Regions from separate parts of the Mus musculus genome. Here region 1 is linked to region 2. Evidence: chromatin loops called from intact Hi-C (ENCODE). Cell type or tissue: heart. All regions are shown on one strand. Links, peaks and the distances in the headings refer to the core of each region. The heading gives the core; the rest is flanking DNA. Region 1 has its middle 160 kb from the start of Gm31552. Region 2 has its middle 220 kb from the start of Gm31610.

Evidence for each region. Hi-C counts contacts between places; a loop is a spot of excess contacts. Peaks named below come from ENCODE experiments on the same cell type or tissue, not always from the same donor. Only the 100,000 strongest peaks of a DNase experiment are listed, where the experiment ranks them.
Region 1: a loop joins it to region 2, with 2.4 times the contacts of the local background. A loop is called at or near these places in 3 of 42 quality-filtered maps.

Annotation. Positions count from the first base shown.
Region 1 is chr3:20,660,933-20,669,270 of GRCm38, forward strand. No RefSeq gene overlaps it. Among named protein-coding and RNA genes, the nearest start is that of Gm31552, 160 kb to the right of the region's middle. In heart, for the core only: no CTCF peak of the experiment used is centred there; no DNase peak of the experiment used is centred there; H3K27ac peaks cover 802 bases.
Region 2 is chr3:21,264,046-21,272,383 of GRCm38, forward strand. No RefSeq gene overlaps it. Among named protein-coding and RNA genes, the nearest start is that of Gm31610, 220 kb to the right of the region's middle. In heart, for the core only: no CTCF peak of the experiment used is centred there; a DNase peak (open chromatin) is centred at 4,546; H3K27ac peaks cover 678 bases.

The DNA of each region.
Region 1 (8,338 bases), core at 256-8,255, 600 kb before region 2:
TAGACAGTAATTGAATGGCCTGATGAGGATTTCACTGTCTTGTGTAGTCAGCATTGGTTACTCATATTGAAGCTGTGACCCTGAAGGACAAATATTATATATACATTTGATTCTAAATTTTTAAATCCAAATACATTCCTGGCCCAACACTTATACTTCCTCATCTTGACATGTCTTTTCTGAGCTCAAATGAAGGACACAATCAGAAGAGTAACTGGATCATATTCGGATCTATTCATAAGTGACACTATATATAGTCTCTTACTTTAAACTAGTCTGCTAATTTGTTTCAAGTGGACAATCCACATATTTTCTGTGTTTCTGCTCATTTTCAAAACTGAAAATAACAAGGATATGTTATATTCATCCAAACTAATCACATCAGAATGATCTTTTTACTATTTTGGACCATTGCATTTTATGTCTTGTAAGCTCTGAGAAGGGAGTGACTTTCATGAAACTCATGGATTTTCCCTCAAAGCTGGAAGCAAACCCGAAGTTAAATCTGATAATATCTGAAATTTACAGATGGGAAGAACGAGACCCCATGAACAGTGGGGGTTTTCCTATTGACAGAAATCATTAATAATCAAACTAGGATAAGTGCTTCCGGGCCAACCAGATATTATAGATGCTTGTTTCCTCCAGCAAGATTATTAGATCCTGGGAAAAGAAATGTTATGGAATTGCTGGTGATCCTATAACTGTCAATCAATTCTAGGCCAGGAAATCCAGAAGTTAAGGAGGTGGTTATCTTGCTAGGGAAATTCTAAAAGCCTTCCTGATGAGTTGACATCATAACAATACAGACTGTTTTCACAGAGGGAGGGCTCTGTTTAGTTTGCTTGGAGAGAAGGCAGCAGCAGTACAATTTTGATGTTTCTTGTTCTCCCTCTTCTCTTGAATGAGCAGCAGGCATCTCTCTCCTTCCCCCTCCCCAGGCAGCCCCTAACTCCTGTCAAGATGCACTGACAGTCCTCTGAGATAAATATTCTTATCTTGTCCTAGCCAGCTTCCATCTGGATAAAGGTATCTATCTCATGTAAATATTTCCCAGGCCCCTATCTCTGCAGGACTGAAGTGCTCAATTAGCTATGGACTAAGCCTTTGCAGCAAATGGCACAAATGGTGAACAGCTGCTATGTTTCAGGAGAGGTGAGGTCATCCCTATATATAGAGCCTGGCAAGCTGCTTGTAGCCCTAGCCGCTCTCAGCATGCAAACCACACCTGAGCTATAAGTCAGTCATCTGCCTGGAATGACAGGGTCATGGCAGATCTTTCCTTCTTTGATGGGCAACTCAGAAGGAGATCAAAGTCCTTTACAATTTTTCAGCTCTTTCTCACAACTGCTGCTTACAGCATTTTCTATTACTTTTTTTTTTCCTGCCAGCATTATACATAATAAAAATCATTGCCTACAAAACTGGCTTTATTTTCTTTCTTGATTTTTCTCTTAATAACCTGTGGTTTGACTATAGATAATTTCATAACATATTATCAGGGTACCTATAGAATTGTCACTTATTAGCATCTTGGCAATAAGTCATGCTGTACTTATTACTCTTTCTCCTGTATTTCCTATTACATCATAAAACTCCTTTTTCCTGGCACAGTGTACTAGAATGAATATGTCAAAGTGACTATTCCTAAACCCTTATTAACTCTGATGACCTAATCACTGCTAAGATGGCATGATTGTTGTAGCTTCTACAAAAATCTAGAAACGATGAGACAATCTGCTCTTAGACTCCAGTTGGTTCTCAGTTGGGCTGTAGTTATGACTGTGATGATTGAAAACGGTCCTGAAATAATGCCAAGTGATGGCTAGATCTCCCCATCATTTGATTGATTCGAATTTTCTGTAACTCAGAGACAAGGACAGGACAATTAGTGAATTGTATAAAGCCGGCTACATATATAGACAAGATATACTTGTTACTGGGGGTCTTGCAGTCAATCTAGCTTCAACTACCCTCAACTGTGCACTCTAGAAAACCCACAGAAGCCAGTGAGCTTCTGTTTCATCACCAAGAAAAGAGAGATGACAATCTCCAACCACTTTGCTTCCCTCACAAGGTGAGGGAGATTCTCCTGCAAGAATGTGTTCACAATGTCGTGTCCATTAAACCATCTGGCGAGTGGGGGCAGTGGCTTGAGATATGGCTCAGTGGTTTAGAGAACAAACTGCTTATTCACAGGACCATAGGATCTGACAGTGCCCAAGTCAGACAGTTGTGAACAAGAAAGACCTACCTGAATGGACAACTTCTTTAAGTAAGTTATAAATTTCTGCTGTGGTTCACAACATTCTATCCTCAGTGTAGAGTGCAGAGAGCAGTCCAACATAAGTAAACATATTGCTTACACTAATACGACTGAGTGTTCTTTAGAGGCACAGATGACAGCATGTAAAACTCCCCTGCCACTTCCTTTTGTCTTGCCCACTCCTGTCAGCACTCAATCTGTTTAGGTCATTCAAAGTCACCTAAATTGCTGGTCTGCAGCTAGCTACTTACAGGTAGGAGTGGCGAGAATTCAGCTGATTTCCTATGAACTTCAGCCTGCATTAAATAGACTTTCAAGTTGCTTTAAAATTCTTAGTTTATTCTTAAGGATTCCCCTCCTGGGTTTCTGTGCTCTCTCTATAAAATGGCAATGTGATAAACCCCTCTGCCAAGGCATGGCTGTTGAAAACTCAAGAGTTTTTATTTAATCATGGTGCTGAGTTCCTGTCTAGCCTTGGATATGCTATTTTACATTTCAAATATTCCATCTGTAAAGGATGAAAGGTAATCCTTACTTATCATACAGGGACTTGAAGGATGATAGATGATTTGGTGTTTTAAAGAGCTGTGGACACACTAAGTCCAAAATAACTGATGTTTCAGTTGTCTTTGAAATAACTCAGGGTAGTGGGGACATTTCAAGGTAAAGCACTAGCTAATTGATCTGCTTTGGCATGCTAACTCATTCTCTGGGATTGGAGGAAACCCTTCTCAAATGAATGGGATTTTCAATAGACTTTTTAAACTTATTTAACAAACATTGAAATTCTAGATAGGGTTGGATCCTAGATCAGAATGTAGATGTAAATGTCTATTCCACTGATATTGTATCCATTGCAGAGCATGTCATACTTCAGGACTGTGAAACATAAGTCATGGGAAACATAGATACTTAGTGATAAGTGAACTATATAATATTAGTTATCCATAGGATGCCCTAGGGACAACAGTAAGAGCAACCACCACACTAGAAGTCAGATAAACAATTCTTTCCCCCAAAATGATATTTTTATTAATTATTTGGGGATTTCATGCAATGTACCCTGATTACACTTGTTTCCCTTTCATTCAAGGTCTACCCTCTTACCCTAGTACCTCACAGAAAAACGTGATTATGTTGCCCATATACTCAGAGCATGGTCATACTCTCTTATCCATCAGAGGCATTTAAATTTTAACTGTGAAATAAGATTGCTGTTTCAGACAAGAAAGGAATGGGATATGAATGATTTTATTTGTAGTCTTTCAGGCCTTATTTATTTATTTAATCAATTCTTATAATGAAAACTATGTAATTGGGGCTGGGTTATAGTTTCATAAGTTTAGTCTATCATAAGTTTAGTCTATCACCATCATGGAAGGAAGCATGGCAGCATACATGTAGACATGTTGTTGAAGAAGGAGCTGGGAGCTCTACATCTTGATCCTCGGGCAGCAGAAGGAGACTATCTGCCACACTGAGTATAGCTTGATCATTTATGAGATCTCAAAGCCCTCCTACCCAGTGACATGCTTCTTTCAGCAAGGCCACTTCTAGTAGTGCCACTTCCTATGCCAAAAGTTCAAACATATGAGTCTATTGGGGTCACCCTTATTCAAACCACTTCAATCTGAGAAAATGCCTAAGGGTTACCTAGCACCACTCCTATGCTTGTGCACATAATGATTTTAATCACACTGGCCTTGTTGACTTAATTGTAATTGGTTTTTTCATTTGTGGATAGCTCCCAGGAGAGGCAGTACCTTATTTCTAGATTTAACATTTTCAGTTTATTAGCAGGTAACACTGTTTTAAAGGTAAGAATGTTACAAGTACATGCAATTAGGTATATAAATGCATTGAGTCTTGATAATCCTGTGGAAACAATACTAAAAATTGCCTTTCATGTGAGTTACTATCCTACATGCATACAAGGAGTTTGTCTCATGAGCTACATATGAAGTTAATGAAAATTCAAAGAAGTGTGAAAATTTTACAGAAGTTATAATCAAATAGTTTGATTAGACGACTGAGTCTAGCAGACACTAGTTCAATAGATGCTTTATTGAATAGTATAGTCTGAAGATACAGAGACAGGGCCCCCATCAAGGAAGTATTTTTAGATGATGAAATAAATTTGAAAACAGAATCCTTCAAAACAGTGAGCAAAATACCAATTGAAATGGGCACAGAGGTGTATTTGAGAATACACAAAACTCAGCTAGCTGAGTCTGGAGTATGGGGTGGTGGAAGGATGGTGGTAAGAAGAAAGCCCCTGAGTTGATAGGTTAAAAACAAGGAGAAGCATGGATGTGGGGACAAGAGTGTACAAGGAGACAAAGACATAGCAGATCAGGGTGTTGGTCAATTGTTCTAACCTATTTGAAGAGTAAAGGACCTTTGCAGAAGCTGAGTAAGACAAAGGCAGGTTCAGAGGTTCACTCCATTACCATCAAGGTAAGAACATGCAGCATCTATGCAAGCATGGTACAAGTGGAGCTGAGAGTTCCACATCTTTATCTGAAGGGTGTTAGAAGACTGGCTTCCAGGCAGCTAGGATGAAGCTCTTTTCTCCCCCATTTTAATTTGTTATTTTATTTATTTACATTTCAAATGTTATCCCATTCCCAGTTCCATTCCACAAATGCCCTATCCTCTCCGTGCTTCCCTCTGCCTTTATGAGGGCGCTCCCCCATTTGCTGACCAACTTCTCCCTCAGCACCCTAGAATTTCCCTACCCTGGGAGCCTCCACAGGACCAAGGGACTCCCCTCCCAGTGATGCCCTATAAGGCAATTCTCTGCTATATATCCAGCTAGCACCACATGTCTCCCCTACGTGTACTTTTTGGTTGGTGGTTTAGTCCTTGGGTGCTTTGAGGGGAGGTCTGGTTGGTTGATCTTGTTGTTCTTCCTAGAGGGTTGCAAACTCCTTCAGCTCCTCCAGTCCTTGCCCTAACTCCTTATTTGGGATCCGCACTTTCAGTTCAATGTTTGGCTTCGTGCATCCACATCTGTATAGGTCAGGCTCTGACAAAACTACTAAGGGACAGTTTTACCAGGTTCCTGTCAGCAAGCCCTTCTTGGCATAATAGTGTCTGTGTTTGGTGTCTGCAAATGGGATGGATCCCTAGATGGGTCAGTCTGCGAATGGTCTTTCCTTCACTCTCTGTTCCACTCTTTGTCCCTGCATTTCCTTTTGACAGGAGGAATTATGGATTAATATTTTTGAGGCGAATGGATGGCCCCATCCCTCACCTGGGGCCGTATCCACTGGATAGGTCTCAAGAGGTTCTACCTCCAGTTTATCAGTATTTCAGCTAATGATCTCCCTGTTGGGTCCTGAGAAACTCTTGGGTCCCTAGCATCTGGGACTTTGTAGTGGTAACCTCCAGTTCCTACTCCCTCAATGCTACAACCTCCTTTTAAATTCCTGACCCTCTGTATTTCTTTCCCATCTCCTCTCTTATGAGAACTGCCCCCCCTCTTCTTTCCCCCTTCTCTCTCCCTCCCAGATCCCTCTCTCCCTCTACTTCCCAAGAATATTTTCTTCCCACTTCTGAGTAGGACTATAGCATCCACACTTTGGTGTGCTCTACAGTTTATGAGTTGTATGGTGGGTATTCTGAGCTTCTTTTTGGCTACTATAAACTCATCAGTGAAAACATACCATGCGTGTTCTTTTGTGACTGGGTTACCTCACTCAGAATGACATTTGCAAGCTTCATCCATTTGCCTGTGGACTTCATGAAGTCATTGTTTTTAAATAACTGCGTAGTAGTCCATTGTGTAAATGACATTTCTGTATCCACTCTTCTCTTGAGGGACATCTTAGTTGTTTCCAGCTTCTGGCTATTTAAAAAAAAAAGCTGCTATGAACATAGTGGAGCATATATCCTTGTTTTATGTTGAAGCACCTTTTGGGTATATACCCAAGAGTGGTATAGCTGGGTTCTCAGGTAGAACTACTTCAAATTTTCTGAGGAACCACTAGACTGATTTCCATAGTGTTGCAACAGCTTGTAATCCCTCCAGATATGGAGGAGTGTTCCTCCTTCTCCACATCTTCTCCAGCATCTGCTGTGACCTGATTTTTTTTCCTTTGATCTTTTTTCTTTCTTTTTTTTTTTAATTGGATACTTTCTTTATTTACATTTCAAATATTTTCTTATTTCCAGGTCTCCCCTTCAGGAACCCCCTATCTTATCCCCCTACCCTTGCCTTTATGATGATGCTCCCCCACCCACACAACCACTCCTGTCTTCCTGCCCTAGCATTTCCCTACTGTGGGGTGGGCATTAAGCCTTTATAGGGCCAAAGGCCTATTCTCCCATTGATGCCCAACAAAGCCATCCTCTGATGTCACTTGAGTTTTTGATCTTAGCCATTCTTACTGGTGTAAAGTGGAATCTCAGTGTTGTTTTGATTTCCATTTCCCTGATGACTAAGGATGTTGAAGATTTCTTTAAGTGAGCCATTTAAGACTCCTCAGTTGAGAATTCTCTGATTCGCTCTGTACTCCATTTTTAATAGGGTTATTTGTTTCTCTGGAGTCTAACTTCTTGAGTTCTTTGTATATTTTGGATGTTAACCCTCCATCGGTTGGAGAGTTGGTAAAGATCTTTTCTCAATCTGTGGGTTGCTATTTTATCCTATTGACAATGTTCATTGCTTTACAGAAGCTTTTCAATTTTATGAGGTCCCATTTGTCAATTCTTGGTCTTAGAGCATAAACCAATGGTTTTCTTTTCTTTCCCCTTTCTCTTAAAAATTTAGATTCTTTCTCTCTCTCTCAAGATTTATTTATTTTATATATGTAAGTACACTGTAGCTGTCTTCAGACATACCAGAAAAAGGAATAAGTTCCCATTACAGATGATTGTGAGCCACCATGTAGTTGCTGGAGATTGAACTCAGGAACTCTGAAAGAGCAGTCTGTGCCTTTAACCACTGAGCCATCTCTCCAGCTCAAGCCATTGGTTTTCTGTTCAGAAAAATTTCCCTTGTGCCAATGTGTTTGAGGTTTTTCCTACTTTCTCTTCCTGCCAATCCATGAACATGGGAGATCTTTCCATCTTCTGAGGTCTTCTTCAATTTCTTTCTTCAGAGACTTGAAGTTTTTGTCATGCAGATCTTTTACTTACTTAGACAGTACCACACCAAGTTATTTCATATTATTTATGACTATTGTAAAGGGTGCCATTTCCTTAATTTCTTTCTCAATCTGTTCATCCTTTAAGTGGAGGAAAGCTACTGATTTGTTTGAGTTAATTTTGTATCCAGGTACTTTGCTAAAGTTATCATCTGTAGGAGTCTAGTGGATTTTTTTTGGCTATGTATGCATACTATCATGTCATTCGCAAATAGTGATGTCTTGATTTCCTCCTTTCAAATTTGTATCCTTTTGATCTCCTGTGTTGCCTAAATGTTCTGGCTAGAACTTCAAGTACTATGTTGAATAGGTATGGGAGAGTGGTCAGCTTTGTCTAGTACCTGATTTTAGTAGGATGGCTTCAAGTTTCCCTCTATTTTTTTTCTTTCTTTCTTTTTTTTTTTAAATTAGGTATTTTCCTCGTTTACATTTTCAATGCTATCCCAAAAGTCCGCCATACCCATCCCCCCAACCCCTACCCACCCACTCCCCCTTTTTGGCCCTGGGGTTCCCCTGTACTGGGGCATATAAAGTTTGCAAGTCCAATGGGCCTCTCTTTGCAGTGATGGCCGACTAGGCCATCTTTTGATACATATGCAGCTAGAGACAAGAGCTCCAGAGTACTGGTTAGTTCATATTGTTGTTCCACCTATAGGGTTGCAGTTCCCTTTAGCTCCTTGGGTAATTTCTCTAGCTCCTCCATTGGGGGCCGTGTGGCCCATCCAATAGCTGACTGTGATCATCCGCTTCTGTGTTTCCTAGGCCCCGGCATAGTCTCACAAGAGACAGCTATATCTGGGTCCTTTCTTGCTAGTGTATGCAATGGTGTCAGCGTTTGGAAGCTGATTATGGGATGTATCCCTGCATATGGCAATCACTAGATGGTCCATCCTTTTGTTACAGCTCCAAATTTTGTCTCTGT
Region 2 (8,338 bases), core at 229-8,228:
GAAGCATTTGTGAGAATAGGTTGGAGAATAGGTGGGTTTTTTCTCTGGAGTTGTCCTAGATGTATATTTTGAGCAAATGCCTGAACTTGGCAAGATGCTGAAACACACACACACACACACACACACTGTGTGTGTGTTTGTGTGTGTGTGTGTGTGTGTGTGTGTGTATTAGAGATAGAGAATAAAACATTTGTGAGAAATTTTTTCTTAGGTGTTGTCTTAGTCAGGGTTTCTATTCCTGCACAAACATCATGACCAAGAAGCAGTTGGGTAGGAAAGGGTTTATTTGGCTTACACTTCCATACTGCTGTTCATCACCAAGGAAGTTAGGACTGGAACTCAAGCAGGTCAGGAAGCAGGAGCGGATGCAGAGGCCATGGAGGGATGTTCCTTACTGGCTTGGCTTCCCTTAGCTTGATCAGCCTGCTCTCTTATAGAACCAAGACTACCAGCCCAGAGATGGCACCACCCACAAGGGGACCTCCCAGCTTGATCACTAATTGAGAAAATGACTTGCAGCTGGATCTCATGGAGGCATTTCCCCAACTGAAGCTCCTTTCTTTGTGAAAACTCCAGCCTGTGTCAAGTTGACACAAAAGTAGCCAGTACAGGTGTACATTTGGAACCCTTCATTCTTGGTATTGGGGTGAGGGGAGTCTCAAATCTCAGGGAAGAGGAGAGGCTCACCCTCTAGAATAGGAATCAGGTAGAAACTTTGGCTACTGAGTGGCAGCTGTACTTACCCAGATGGAATCTGTTTGCTACATCAGAGGTAGATATGAGTAAGTATATATTTAGAAGGCATTTAAAGAAACTCAAAAATTTGATGACCTTGTGAATATGATAGTCGATCATACAAATTCAGTGTGAGAAGCACCTTAAGTCTATTGTTCGAAGGCAGCCAAAGGAAACTTATATTTGCAACTGTGATAGCTGATACCATAGATTTAGCATGAGAAACACTTTATGTCTATCGTTAGAAGATAACCAAAAGAGACAACATTTGAACTTATGATTATAAAATGTGGATCGTACAGTAGAATGTTTTATTAACTCTAGGCTAATTTGTAAGAACTCTATTGATTAATGTTAGGACAGTTGTATAAAAAGGGGAGAAAATATGAACCATTTAGTCACTGAAAATTGAGTATAGATAAGGAAATAAAAGGTTGCATCTGTGAGAGGTTGCATCTGAACTTATGTATCTTTTATTTTGAAACTTGTGAGCAAGGCAAACCTGTCTTTCTTTTTGATAAGAGATCTGGTAATCTCAGCTAGTTAACGAATTGACTCATGAGCTAATATGATAGTATATTAACTTGGGGTACGGAGCTAGGCCTCTGTTTTCTAGCTGTCAAGCTACAGTTAGCTTAGCTGTCAATGTAATCTGGAAAGAATAAATTATAACCTAGATGTTATATATTACTTAAAATGACTGAGGTTGGTCTATAGTCTACTACCTAAACAGTTTCTAGGTCCATGTGGTCTCCATCACAACTTGAAAGAGGTAATCTAGCCATCAGGCCCAAAATATGAGAAGTTTTTCCTGTGGAGTAGGAATGTGGAAGAAATAGGTTACAGTGTCTTAGGCAATGAGACATTAAATTCTCTGTGTTTCCTCCGTCTGTCCACAGTTTAGGCCACACCCTGGCAGCTCGGCAAGGCAAAGGAGTAGTATTTCTCAGTGGTTATCATACCACAATCTAGGCAGTCTTGAAACTGTGCCCATATCTTCTCAGAGACCTTGGAGGGGAGGAGAATTTACTGTTAGAATTTGAAAGTCTCCACTCATCCTAGTAAGCTTTAATGTTACATTTAGCAGCTTTCTAACAAGATTGAGAGCCAGTATCTATTAAGTGTATCTGAGTTAGACAACCTGTGTTTATTTATTTGTTCTAGAATGTATCTAGTAAATAAAGAGAATATATTTTAAGTTAATAGCAGTGATGACACTTGCAAAAACAAGGCTAAACTTACTTTTAAGGCAGTAATCTTTAACTTGTTTGCTGTTGTAAATGTTTACATTGATATTAAAATTATTATTTAACTAAGGCAGGATACAAATCAAATGAAAACCTTATCTTAATTGACGTGTCTTTGGAGACCTTAAGTCGTGGTGTTCTAATGTGAGGAGGCAGAGAGTTGGGAACTGCCTATAACAAAGATGGCAGATAGTCACGAGACTGCCTTCAACCAAGATGGTGCTGAAGCTACAGCTAGACATGAGATCACCCTTAGCTAAAATGGCGCTGAAGTGATAGCTCTACCTCTGGAGGAAAGTCATATGTTCAATCTTAGAATGCAAAGGCAGAAGTGTTGTTATGTATCAGCAGAGACAAAGAGACATGTTTTGTCTGGCAGACAGGAGATCTCTCCCTGTCACAACAGGCAACCTCTTGACACTGCGCAGAATGGCAGGTCTGAGTTGAGCACGGTTCTAAAGCTGCCTGTTTGGGCAAGCAGCTGGCAATGGTGGTGGTGGCAGCAGTGGCGTTCAGGAGCTGCAGGAGGCTGGAGATGTGTTTGGTGTCTCGACTCAGTGCCAGGCAGCTAAGGAGCGGTGGCAGTAGCAAAGTAGGGTGGGTGAGAGAGTGAGAGAAGGGGGGGGGTGCAGAGAGAGGAAGAGGAGGGGCAAAAAGCGGAGGGTGGGGAAATAAGGCGTTTCAGCGCCCGCCATTATGCAGCTACTTAGAGTTATAGCTCATGGGTACTGGGCCCCAATTTAGCCTGTGAATTCGGAAGACTTTAAGGCTGGGAGGCATCCCGGTAGGGAACCTAGAAGTAGCAGCAAAGGCTTTTCCTTTTAGGTGAGAGTAGAAATTATAAATATTATCCCTACCTGCATCCTGAGGATAAATTAATTACTAGAAACAGTGGCAACACAGGCCAAATCATCGGGTCTTCATGTGATGAAGTCCGGGCTGAACTTTTGTGGCATTGAGAGAACGGTGCACCTAGGCTTAAGATTTCCCAGGAGCAATAAATAAACCGCCTCAAGGAGAGAGAAAACTCTCACCCAGGGGAAAGGATCCTAAAATGAGGAGTCAGCTAGAAGGCCAGTCATAACTGTGAATACCTTCATCCTCAAAGACACCAGAGAGTGGCTGAGAGCCCAAAAGCCCTCCTTGCAACCAGGGGTCATTTATGCTGAGGAATGGGTAGTGAAGCTTACCAATTTACCACTGTTTGGATGGAGGTCTACCGATCCACTGGCTAGAAAGTCCATGTTGCGTTGGAAAATATGAACTTGCAAGTTTGTAAATCTGAGTGTTGGCACCAAATGTTGTGTTTTATAAAAAGGCAAGTATATGTTTTGTAGAACACAGTATAGTGAAGTGGGAAGGGTGCCCCAGTGGGCCCCTGCTGAAGCATCAACCTCTCCCCGAGGGACCAGCCATAGGATGGGTATAGTGTAGAATGGGGCATGGGAAAAGAGTAAAGACAGAGAAAAGAGTAGAGACAGAGAGAGAAAGAGAGAGGGGGGAGGGGGAGGGGAAAGGGGAAGGGGAAGGGGAAGGGGAAGGGGAAGGGGAAGAAGCAGGCAGCCAGGAACATGAGGGGGGAGGGGAGAGAAGGAGAAATGGGTAAGGGAAAGAAGAGAGTCCGAGGGAGAGAAAGGTCACAGAGCACAAGCAGGGGGTATACAGCCCTTTTTATAGCAGGCCAGGCCTACTTAACTCTTTGGTGAAGCCTAGAATGAATGTCCGCACTGTGGCTTAGGGGCACCTTTAGAAAATAACATAGTTTTCTAAGTTTATTTTATAACAAATAACTAAGGAAGTAATCTTTTGTTTAGTTTCTAGTGTGGGTGATTCTCTTAAAAGGCCAATAGAAGTAATTAGAGCATTAGAAAATATATTGAAAACAAAGCACAAAGCTGGAAGTTTAGCTTGATATACCTAGCACATGTGAAGCTCCATGTTCAAATTTCTGCAAAGAAAAGTAGAATTAAATAAAAAATGTACAAATTCATATGACATCAATGTGTCATGATTGGTATAATACTTTCTCCCAAATTTTGAGTTTTGATGATTTTTTTGTAATTTTTGAAAGATGGATTTCCATTGATCCAATGGTGATAAGCATCGAGCTGCAGTTGTCTAGCAACATGTTTATCTGCTCTGTGTCTTCAACCACTAACTACCATGCAGATTATTAAGATTTGGTGATATTCTTAAAGGCAGCATTTCTAAAGATACTAGAAAATTTATGAAATGTTCTCCTCTTTCCCATTGAGCCTTGTTGAGATCAGCTGCATGAGGTTATGAGGTTGCTAGAAACAGAGGCAGGAAGAAAGAGGCGAGGACTGAGGGGCAGTAGAGGGAGGCACATTTCCATGCTATACCACTGGAGTCAAGATAGTTACATTTTCATATCATTTTTAATGTTGCTCAAGCTCCTAGAATGCACCCACACAGAAGGCTTCAGTTAATGTGTATGTATTTTGAGCACTCCCCTCTTTCAACCCTCTAGTTTTATTTCCTTCCTTCAGATAAGATGAATGCAGCATGACTCAGGTCATAGCTCAGTGCTGACGCATGGCTTCCAGATAGAACTGCCAGCCAGGAGAAGCCGCTCCTGTAAAGATCAAATCAGGCAGCTCTGGGTTGATGCGAGGTCATCCAGAGCCAGCTTTGACATCTGATAGGACCTTGTGATCAATCAGGCCTTTCTTCACTCTTCCACGCTTTCTGTATGACAGTGGCCCTAACAAACAGTTGGGATACATCATGAGGGACAGACGCATTAGACTGTGAAAGGAGAACAGTGTGAATATTATGAAAGAATCAGTAAAAGAGAAGCCCTCGCCTTTCTAACCTTGCTCTGTTCAAATGGTGGGAAATCTAAATCTCAGGCCTGCCAAGACTACTTTAATCTGCTTCTTAACATTTTGTACATTCTGTACATTAAACTATAAACTTAGAACATTCTCAGTGTCATAAGATGAAATTTTAGCCAGCCTGTGCTCTGTTTACTTCTGTTTATAAGTACAGTGTGTGCTCTCTTTGAGTCTTTGTGTGCTTGCCATTTGAGAGACACATACATACTGTGGAAACCTAGCAGCGAGGAATCAGGGCTGTTAATGCAAGCACATACTGACCCCAGACCCATGCAGGGCTTCAGCAATTCCAAGTCTCATCATCAAAAAAGTCATGAAAACCAAATGGCCCTGAGAATCCTGTGCCAGACTCCATCAGTGAGTGGTATTGAGCCATGCCAAGGACCAAAGGTGGACTGCCAAGCACAATATCATGTATGCCTTTGATGTAGGTGACATAGCAGTCACCTCAGTGATTTCTAGGGATACGATAGCTCTTTTCACCCCTCGACTACTCTCTCTATCTTGCCTGTTCCCCTCTCAACCTCATTAACAGTTCTCATGTTCCCATAAACACATTCTCTGAGGTTTTCCTGGGGAAGATTACACAATGGAACTGGGCTGCTTCTGCTTCGCCAATTCATATTGAGAGGAGAAAACTGGGATAGAGAGCAGCTAGAAGAGGGTCTGTAGTGCCTCTCCAGTCTCCCTCTGGGAGCCTTCTCCTCAGACTCTAAGGACTTTAATTATTGGCTAGTGACCTAGAAAGTGACATGACTTCTGAACTGAGATTTGTCGGCCTGGGTTCCATTATCACAGAGAGATGGAATTTCAATCACCTTTGCCTTTTGTTTGTCATGGCCAATCAGAGTAAACCATATACAGATTTTTGTTGTTAGTGGATGAGGAGATTTTTTTTTCTTTGAGACCAAGTCTTGCTGTGCCTCTGATTGGCAGGTAATTGTCTAAGCTATCCCAGAATTCATAGTAGTTCTCCAGTCACAGGCTACTAAGTGTTGAAACTGCACAACTTCAACAATATTAATTTGTATTAAATAACATCCAATTTTCTTCTAATTGGTGTTCCAGCAGTATGCTTGAACTTCAAAGAAAATAGACACGTAAAAAGTAAAACAAAATTTCCACGTGATAATTCAGATTAATTATTAAAATAATCTCAAGGAATTTGTTGATTAAGTCATCTCACTCAATAGGAAGTGTGCAAACTTTCACTTTGAAAATAATTGAACATTTAAATTATTCAGATGTGCTATCACAAGTTGTATGTGTGTGTCTGTGTGTGTGTATACATGTGCATGCTAATGTGTTTTTTAAAGATGAACATGTGTACATGTGTATGTGTATGGACATCAGAGGTTGGTTCCCAGTGTCTTCTTCAGTCTCTCTATATATCTTGCTTTTTATAGTAGGGTCTCTCACTGAAAGTAGCTCACTAATTTGGCTAAATTGACTCCTGTCTCAGCCTCCCCAGTGCTAGGATTACAAGTGTTCAACTCCATTCTCTAGTTTTGACATGACTAGTTTGGATTGAACTCAGGTCGTCATGCTTTCTCAGAAACTATTCTACTTACACCCAAGACGTTTATAGTATATGATTTGGGTCACTTATGGTGTTACATTCACAAATAAAATAAGTCTTGAAGGGCATAGAGCCTACCTGAATGCCAACTGAATTAATTCAGTGGCTGCTCTATCACAGTAACAGAATGCCCATAGCAAATGTGGGCTTTCCACGCACTGTTTTCAGGTCTGTAGAAGAGGATTTGAGAGAAAATCATAGGGGTACACTAAAGAAACTTTCCAGAGAGAATCACAATAGTTCTGAGGGTCCCGTGGATGAATAAAATCATTTCTCATGTGTGTTGGTGTGTAATTAACACAAATTTTGCCCTGATTTTTGACCCCAAAGTCTCAGAAGTTTGTGAGAATATAGAGAATATTTACAGAAAAGCATTTTTCCTGAATAATTTTATTATGAAAATGTGGCACAAATCTTTGAAACAATAATTCTTTCTAGGAAGCTTCAAGAAGTTTTTTGAATAATCAAGGGACTCTACACAATACACATATGGTGGTGTCCGTGTAATTCCATCCCGCTTCTGCCCACTCTCAAACAGCTGCAGTTCCCCTGTGTCTTGAATGAAGAGAATTGGCACTTGAGAGGAGTGCAATTGGAAAAGAAACAAAATATGCTTGCTCATATTTTCTTCCCAATTAATTTTCCTTCCTGTGTATGTAAGCGGTGGGTAGGGGTGCACACTTACACTTGCATGTGCAAAGTTTCTGTTTGTGCAAGTGCTCAAGCATGTTTGTGCAGAACAGCAAAACAAATCTCCTGGTATTGTCTCTGAAACTCTGTTCTCCTTCTCTGTCTCTGTTTCAGCCTCTGCCTCTCTCTCTGTCTCTCTGTCTCCCTGTCTCCCTGTCTCTCTGTCTCCCTGTCTCTCTCTCTACCTCTGTCTCTGCTTCTCTCAATGGTCTCTCAGTTGCCTGTAGCTTGTCAACTAGGCTAGTTGGCCAGCAAAACCAAAGCTTTTTGTTTGCCTCTATATTGCCAGTGCTGAGATTATAAACTTATACTATTATGCTAAAGATCAAAGCCATCCTTACATGGTCTATCTTCTGAGCTATCTTACTAGATATAGTGTTCATTTCAGATGTAAGAATGAAAAATAAGAGGAAGAAAAAAATCTGGAAATTATGTGAAAAGAACCTTCAGATGCCAGACAGTGAAAGAAGATAAACTTGCTCATCACAGTTTCACTGAATGTATAGCCTGTATATGAGAAAAATTATTTTAATAATTATGTAATGTGTTTTCCAAAGTTATGATAAGAAACTATGCAGACTTTTAAAAGAAAGAAATATAAAGGATTTATTCTGAAGAAATTAATTGTAAAATTAAAAAATGATAAAAAACAATATTGTTAAAATGTTAAACTGAAATCCTACTTCAAAATCATACTAGTGCCAATTAGCTTTTTAAAAGTTGTTTTTGCCAGGCATGGTGGCAAATCTGTAAACCCAGCACACAGGAGTCTGAGCCAGGAGGATTGCCACCAGTTCATGGCCAGACTAAGCTACGTAGTGAGTTATAATCAATAAAAGCCCTGCACCCTTCTCCCACCCCACCCCACCGCCCCAAAAAAGAAAAGAGATGGAAGTTAAATGAAGTGCTTTGGGAGAGGACTAGAGATCAGTCTGGTGGCACTGAGCTAATTTTACCTCTAATTTCAGCAATCAGCAATTAGGATACTGAATCATGAGGCCTGTGAGTTTCAGAACAGACTGTTTCAAAACAATAACAAAAACAAAAGACTATCTTATTGTTAAAATAGAACCAAAACCCTTGTTAAAATCTGAGATTTTGCTGCATTTTAAACTCTTAACACCTCCTAAAAATAGCTGAGTCAGTGACAGGTGTCAGGATGACCCAGGATCTGTGAGGCATTCCCTAAGTGCTCCAGCACATGACGGATTCTCACATGGCCAGCCTCT